Regions from separate parts of the Homo sapiens genome. Here region 1 is linked to region 2. Evidence: chromatin contacts called from ENCODE Hi-C or POLR2A ChIA-PET data. All regions are on one chromosome and are shown on one strand. Each heading gives the region's core, a stretch centred on a gene start or an enhancer-like site at or near the end of the contact. The rest is flanking DNA. Distances are from core to core; before and after follow the strand shown.

Region 1 (3,809 bases), core at 1,169-3,668, 82 kb after region 2:
CTGATCAAAAGTAAGTTTGAGGTAGATACACAATGGCACTCTATGGCAGAATCCACATTTGTCACTATATAGTGATCTGTTTTTCTGTTTCTAAATGTTGGTCTCTCTCATTCCATAAAGGCAGAAACCATATTTGTTTTGCTCATCAGTCTAGCTCACTGTCTAGTTGAGTAAGTCTTCAATAAATACTTGTGGAATGAATAAATAGTTGCATGGCAATGTTTACTGATGTGAGAAGGTAACTTACATTCTCTAATACTATTGTAGCCATCTAGGGGAATGTGCTTATTCTTTAGCTAGTCATGCTGAAGGGTTTATGGGCAAAGTTGGATGATATCTGCCGCAACTTAGTTGGTTCAGGAAAAAAAAGTATTATCTGTATGTGTATATCAATGACACAACCACAATGTGAAAGTTTAAGAGCTTTTAGCACTCACTACAACCCCATGCACCCATCACTCAGATTCAATAATGATCTGATGAGCCATCTTGTTTCATTTCTACTCCTACTACCTTCCTGTCTCTATAGACTTATTTTGGAATTATTTACTTTGAAGTAATTTCAAGCTTGCAAAAAAATTGCAAGTATAGTTTGGAGAATACCCAAATACTCTTTGTTTAAATTCACTATTTTTAAAAATCTTATCATGCTCCCTCATGTGCAATGTTTGTGTATATATATCTGTATGTGTTTACAGATATATGTGCATGTAGACATAAAATCGTTAATTTTTGGACCATCTGACAGTAGGCTGCATGGCTAAGGCCTCTTTACTTCATGTATATGTATATGTGTGTTAAGAGACAGAGTACAAATACAGCAAAATGTTAACCATTATTGAAATTAAGTGGTGGCTATAGAGGTATTCATTGTACTATTCTTTCAATTTCTATGTATTTAAAAATTATCAAAATAAAAAATAGGAAAAGAAAAAATATTACCATTGTCTTGATGTGCAGTCGTGATCACCCTGCTTTTAAGAAATTTCCAATCATGGCTGGGCATGGTGGCTCACGCCTGTAATCTCAGCACTTCGGGAGGCCAAGGCGGGCAGATCACTTGAGGTCAGGAGTTAAAGACCAGCCTGGCCAACATGGTAAAACCCCGTCTCTACTAAAGATACAAAAATTAGCTGGGTGTGGTGGTGTGCGCCTATAATCCCAGCTATTCAGGAGGCTGAGGGAGAAGAATTGCTTGAACCCAGGAGGTAGAGGTTGCAGTGAGTCGAGATCACGCCACTGCACTCCAGCCTGGGGGACAGAGTGAGACTCCATCTTAAGAGAAAAAAAAGAAATTTCCGATCCCCGAATTTCCTATAATTCGGGGAAATTACGGAAAAACTATTTGCATTATAAAGAAATGTTCATGTTCTGGGAAAAATATCTCCTCAAGTCTTCTTCAAATAATAGCAATTAAAATGATCCAATGAAGGCATACAGTTCAGCTGTAGAGGAAATGAAATTAGCCCAAGAGAACAAATCTTTTCTTTCCCTTCTCCCTTCCTTTCTTCCTTCATCTTTCCCTAGTTTGCTAAAATTTTTTAAAAAGCTCTTGTTTTCAGATTATAAAGTCACGGTAAAAAAAAGTTCAGACAATAATGAAAGGGGTAAAGAAGACATTAAAATTATCCACGACGTTACATTCTAAAAATAATAGTGAAAACAGCACAAAACACTGTTCTAAACACATTCATACTTTACTAATACCCCAAGGAAGTAGTTTCTACTATCATTCATATTTTACAGGTGGGGAAGTTGAGGCACAAAGGGGTTGAGTAAATTTCCTAAGATGAAAGTCCAGCTCCACCTAAGATTTGTAAGAGCTTGAATTCGAACTCAGGCAATCTGACTCTAAAACCTGTGCTCTTCACCACTATCCGACCCCACCTTGCTGAGAAAAAGGCACTTCGAACCCTTTGGTAAATATTCTTTTGTACAGATGTGCACTCTTGCTCACATACACACAAGTGCACACATATACAATCACGCACGTGATCATATGCATATACCCAGACATGTGCACATACATGTCACTAACACACATATGAGCACATCCACATTTTACAAAACAATCATTTTATTTATGGCAGTTGACATGGTTAGGCTTTGTGTCCCTACCGAAATCTCATCTTGAATTGTAATCCCCATAATCTCCACCTGTCAAGGTTGGGAGCAGGTGGAGGTAATTGAATCTTGGGGGCGGTTCCCCTATGCTGTTCTCGTGATAGTGAGTGAGTTCTTAGGAGATCTGATGGTTTTATAAGCGTCTGGCGTTTCCCCTGCTTGCATTCACTCTGTCCTGCCGCCCAGTGAGGAAGGTTCCAGCTTCTCCTTTGCCCTCCGCCATGACTGTAAGTTTCCCGAGGCTTCCCCAGCAATGTGGAACTGTGAGTCAATCAAACCTTCTTCCTTTATAAATTACCCGGTCTCAGATATTTCGTCATGGCAGTGTGAGAACAGACTAATACAGTGCTTCATGACTCATGTTTTACATACAAAAGTAGGCAGGAGAGTTTAACGAACCCCTGTTTTGAGTGAAACAATGAACTTTACTGTCTACAGCACCTGAGAGGCCCAGAAAGGAGAGGACCAGCAAGGGGACTACTGACTTGGGTTCCTTTGTGGCGGCCTTGCTATCCAGGCTCAGATTGCAGGCACGGCTTCCATGATGCAACCACAGTGTGAGTGTTTAGTTTTTAGCACTCACTACAACCACATGTGCCAGTCACTCAGATTCAATAATAATTTGATGACTCATCTTGTTTCATCTCTACTTCCAGTACTTTTTCCTCTCTATAGATTTTTTGGAATTATTTACTTTGAAATAGCTTCATACTTGCAGGAGTATTACTAGTATAGAAAATACCCAGCTGGGCCGGGTGTGGTGGCTCACGCCTGTAATTCCAGCACTTTGGGAGGCCGAAACCGGAAGGCGGAGGTTGCAGTGATCTGAGGTTGTGCCACTGCACTCTAGCCTGGGCAATGAGAGCAAAACTCTGTCTCAAAAAAAAAAAAAAAAAAAAAAAAAAAAAAGAAAGAAAATACCCAGCTGGGCGTGGTGGCTCACACGTGTAATCCCAGCACTTTGGGAGGCCTAGGCGGGTGGATCACCTGAGGTCAGGAGTTCGAGACCAGCCTGGACAACATGGTGAAACCCCGTCTCCACTAAAAATACAAAAAATTAGCTGGGTGTGGTGGTGGACACCTGTAATCCCAGTTACTTGGGAGGCTGAGGCAGGAGAATCACTTGAGTCTAGGAGGTGGAGGTTGCAGTGAGCCAAGATCTCACTACTGCACTCCAGCCTGGGTGACAGAGGGAGACTCCATCTTAAAAGAAAATACCAAATGCCCTTTATCCAAATTCACTAATTTTTAACCTCTTGCCATATATGCTTTATAATTCTCTCTCTCTGATTTGCTCTATATATGTATATATATATCTGTATGTGTATATACTTGTGTGTATATGTGTATATATATATATAAAATCATTAATTTTTGGGTCATCTGACAGTAGGCTGCGTGGCTAAGGCAGCTTTACTTCATACTTCAATGTCCGTTTCCTGAGAACAAAGATATTTTCTTACATAGCCGTAGTAACTAAATGGAGGAAAGTTAATTGATAGCAATACTTAACATCTATGGTCCGTATTCCAGTTTTGTCAATTGTCCCAATAATGTCCCTTATAATATTTTTTTAACGCCTAGTCCAGGATCTAGTCCAAGATCATGCATAACATTTGGCTGTCATGTCTTGTTGGTCTCCTTTCATTGGAACTGTTCTTTAGCCTTTCTTTGCCTTTGATGAC
Region 2 (4,385 bases), core at 1,034-3,533:
GCAAAGAAAAGGAAAAAACTATTCTCTTACTCTTTAAAAAAATATACAAAAGTTATTAATTTAGTTCCAGCCTTCTCTAGATAAAAATGATTGCTATAGAAAGTGAGGCAAGAAACTAACACCTACTATGTGCCAGGGGCTTAGCATGCACACTCTTACTTAATCCTCCAGAAGGCGGGCTTGACAGGCTGCTATTGATGTCTGGCAGGCTCTCATTAATTAACACAGCAGGAGCTCCAGAGGAGCCACACCAGAAGCTACAAGGCCTATTGAGTTGCCCAACGTCACTTATGCCATATTCTATTGCTTCAAGCAGGTGATGAGGCCAAGCCAGATTCACAAAGTGGGGAAACAGATTCTGCCTGTGTATATACTAGGGCTGGGTGGAATTATTGAGGCTAGCTTTGCAAATCAGTTAACACACTGGACCTGAATAAAAAAGAGTAATGAAATCTGGCTTGTGCCTAGCGCCAAAGGTGTAATATTAAATGAAATAACATTCACAAAGTGTCTTGAGCCACTTTACAGAAAAGTGCTGTGCAATTAAGGTGGAGGTGCAAATTTCTACTATAAACAGAAGTAGTTTTTGTTTGTCATCATGATGTGTAAAATCAATTAGGTGGATTTAATCTGATTTGGAAGGTATGTTTGCAATGATCAGATAGAATACAGGCAATATTTATTCGGCATACATGCGATTCACTGCGAAGAATTCTGGAGAAGTCATTCAATAGAGCAGCTGAAATTGAACTGAGGCACACAGCCGGCTGGCTGGGAGGAGGTGCCAAAGGATTAAGATGCTGTGGGCAGGGTGAACAAATTGGCTTCAAATACGAGACCCAAATTGAGAGTCAAAAGAATGGATGCTCCTAATGACAGGTGTTGATTTGCAACTGAGCTGCTTCTCACATAAACAACCCTGAGAAGCATAGACCTAGGTGGGTAACAGCCAAGATTTGTTTATCTAACAAAGGTTAATGATTCTCCAAGCCACACCAGGTAGACATGCTAGTTATTAGTGTTTATTGTTATTTCCTTATCTCTAAAGGCGTTAAGTCTCTGACTGTTAGCTGGGATAAACTGGACTTTATGTCTCCATGAGGTTTGTGTCTTAGAATGGCTTTGGTGTGTCTGTTTCCGGGTGATAGATTCAGAAAATGGCCAAGGGAACACTGCAACTGATAGGAGAGGGATGGAAAAATCCCTGAACTTAAAATACTGCACCCAGAAGAGGAATGGCAGTGATATCAGATTGGGATGTAGAAGACTTTGCTTTATTTTTTTATTTTATTTTATTTTAGAGACAGAGTTTCGCTCTTGTTGCCCAGGCTGCAGTGCATTGGCACAATCTTGGCTCACTGCAACCTCCACCTCCCGAGTTCAAGCGATTCTCCTGCCTCAGCCTCCCGAGTAGCTGGGATTACAGGCGTGTGCCACCACGCCTGGCTAAGCTTTGCTTTACTCTCCCTCTGCTACTCACCAGCTATGCAACCTTAGATGTTTCCCCCTTCACCCCCGCAGCAGGTAGTACGTCCGTGGTTCTCTTGAATCTAATGACTGAATTCCATCTCTCCTACCATTATCCAGGTCTTTATCAACTGTCTTTATTTTTTATTTTAGAGACAAGGTCTTGTTCTGTCACCCAAACTTAAGTGCAGTGTTACTATCTAGCTTGCTACAACCTCAAACTCCTGGGCTCAAGCAATCCTCCTACCTTGCTTTGGCATCCTGAGTAGCTGGGATTACTGGTACACACCACCACATCTGGCTATTTTTTTTAATTTGTATTTTTTGTTGAGATGGTATCTTACTATGTTGTTCAAGCTGGTCAGCTACCTTTTGGGTTAAAGCAATGCCTGTCTAGAGTTCATATCCGATCATGTCACTCTTCCATGGCTCCCCATTTCCTCTCCAACTCCTGAGGTTGGCACACAAGACTTTTCATGATTTGGGCCTGTCCGTCTCTCTTGGTTGACATCTTGCCAATCCTCTCTCTCTACAGTAGGTTGATTTGGAGGCCAAAAAAAAAAAAAAAAAAGACCAAATTCTCCCTCCTTGTGTTCACATGATTTGCAAAAATGTTGTGCAGCTTCTCTCATCAAGGGGTGGAGTCTATTTCCCTGCCCCTTGACTCTAGTCTGGCTATGTGACTTGCTTTGGCTTTTTAAATACACTGGAAGTGGTCCTGTGTCAATTCTGGGCCTAGGTCTCAAGAGGTCTGGAGTACTTCTGCTCTCTCTTGGAACCCTGCCACCACCGTGTGGACAGGCCAGGCTGCTGGAGAATGGGAGCTGATTTGGAAGACAGCCCAGTCGTCACAGCCAAGGCTATCCTAGACCAGTCTACAGCTAGCGGATGCCTAGGCATGCAAAAGAGAGCCGCCTGCCCAGCTCTCAGCTGACTGCCAATACATGAATGAGCCTAACTGAAACAAGAACTGCTCAACTGACCCATAGACTCATGAGCAACAATAATGCTGTTATTATTTCAAGCCACTGAGTTTTGCCATGGTTTGTTATATAGCAATAGCTAATTGGTACACCCTTAATTCCATTTCTGTACACTGTGGGCTCTAGCCAGGCTACATCTTTTGCCGTTTTCTGTGTGTACCATCCTCATTTTTACCTTTTGGCCTTTGAACAGGTGGGTTCCTCTGGCTGAGATGCTCTTATCTTCCAATTTTACACTCTGCTTGGCTAAAGTGTATTCATGTTTCATGATTTGGCATAGATGTGTCTTCTTCCAGCAAGTTTTGCTTCTCTCTCATCATGACTAGGTTAGCTGTCACTGCTGGCAAAAGATCCCTTCTGGACCTAACTCTAGTGAGGCTCCTCTAAATCCTGTAGGCCTTGAGCTTCAGTGTCCATCCTTGCTGGACTCACATCACTCAGTTTTAGCAAGAATCTTGTTAAGTTAGCGCAGTGGTTTGAATGTGTCCCCAAAAGTTCATGTGTTGGAAACTTAATCCCCAATGCAGCAGTGTTGGGAGATGGGGCCTAATAAGAGGCGATTTGTTCATGAGGGCTCCACCCTCATGAATGGATTAATGCTGTTATCACAGGAGTGCTTTTGTTATCATGAGAATGAATTTATTTAAAAAGTGAGCTCAGGCTGGGTGCAGTGGCTCACGCCTATAATCCTAGCACTTTGGGAGGCTGAGGTGGGTGGATTGCCTGAGCTCAGGAGTTCAAGACCCACCTGGGCAACATGGTGAAATCCCGTCTCTACTAAAATACAAAAAAAAAAAAAAAAAAAAAAAAAAAATTAGCCGGGCATGGCAGCGTGTGCCTGTAGTCTCAGTTACTCGGGAGGCTGAAGCAGGTTAATTTCTTGAACCTGGAAGGAGGAGGTTGCAGTGAGCCGAGATCGCGCCACTGCACTCCAGCCTGGGTGACAGAGCGAGACATCCGTCTCCAAAAAAAAAAAAAAGAAAAAAAAGTGACCGCAGCCTCTTCTCTTGCCTTTTCACCTTCTGCCATGGGATGATGCAGCAAGAAGGCCCTTTCCAGATGCGGGCCCCTTGACCTTGGACTTCCCAGCCTCCAGTACTGTAAGAAATATTTCTTTTCTTTCCTTTTTTTAAATTTTTTTGAGACAGAGTCTTGCTCTGTCACCTAGGCTGGAGCGCAGTGAGATAATCATGGCTCACTGCAGCCTTGACCTCCTGGTCTCAAGCAATCCTCCCACCTCAGCTCCCTGAGTAGCTGGGACCACAGGTGTGTGCCACAATGCCTGGCTAATTTTTTATTTTTAGTAGAGACAAGGTCTCACTATGTTGCCCGGGCTAGTCTTGAACCCTTAGGCTCAAGCAATCCTCCTGCCTCAACCTCCCAAAGTGCTGGGATTACAAGTGTGAGCCACTGCACCCAGCTATTTCTTTTCTTTATAACTTACCCAGTCTGTGGTATTCTGTTATAGCAACACAAAATCAACTAAGACAGTAAGTTTACAGAGAATCCTCACCCTTGATATCTGATCACCCTGGCCTGCCTTTAGCAAGAATCCTGTTAGGCTAATTTAGCAAGAATTATCCTACCCTCCTAGTGATTTCCCATCCATTCATGCCTCTGCCCTGCTTCTTGGCCAAAATCCCCATTTTTTTGTTGTTGTTGTTGTATTTGGAGTTGTGCCCAATCTCCCTCCCCTACTACAAAACCCCATTACAGTAGTCTTTTGAATAAAGTGTTCCTTATCAGGATCAAAATAATTCTTTTTATTTACCACTGTCATGCAGCCACCCAACAGGTTAATTTGCCACTGGCCAGATACAGACAATTTATCAAGACAGGAATTGCAATATAGAAAGACTTTAATTCACACAGAGCCGGTTGAATGGGAGACCAGAGTTTTATTATTACTCAAATCAGTCTCCCTGACAATTCAGA

The links. A loop is a pair of places that touch in the nucleus more often than their neighbours do. ChIA-PET counts read pairs that join two places held with the same protein, here RNA polymerase II (POLR2A). Pooled maps may share reads with other maps.
Region 1: a map of mammary epithelial cell shows a loop between it and region 2 (8-fold over the local background). The contact joins two enhancer-like sites. A Hi-C loop is called at or near these places in 5 of 168 maps with a recorded cell type or tissue (Caco-2, Calu3, MCF 10A and 2 more) and 15 of 50 pooled maps. POLR2A ChIA-PET finds 5 or more read pairs at or near these places in 4 of 52 experiments (K562, OCI-LY7, PC-3 and 1 more).

What each region holds. Positions count from the first base shown.
Region 1 is chr5:157,995,698-157,999,506 of GRCh38, forward strand. No RefSeq gene overlaps it. Among named protein-coding and RNA genes, the nearest start is that of CLINT1, 140 kb to the left of the region's middle. Within about 2 kb of position 2,419, at least 3 of the 41 ENCODE cell types and tissues checked have a DNase peak (open chromatin) inside an H3K27ac peak, as active enhancers do.
Region 2 is chr5:157,913,573-157,917,957 of GRCh38, forward strand. No RefSeq gene overlaps it. Among named protein-coding and RNA genes, the nearest start is that of CLINT1, 57 kb to the left of the region's middle. Within about 2 kb of position 2,284, at least 13 of the 41 ENCODE cell types and tissues checked have a DNase peak (open chromatin) inside an H3K27ac peak, as active enhancers do.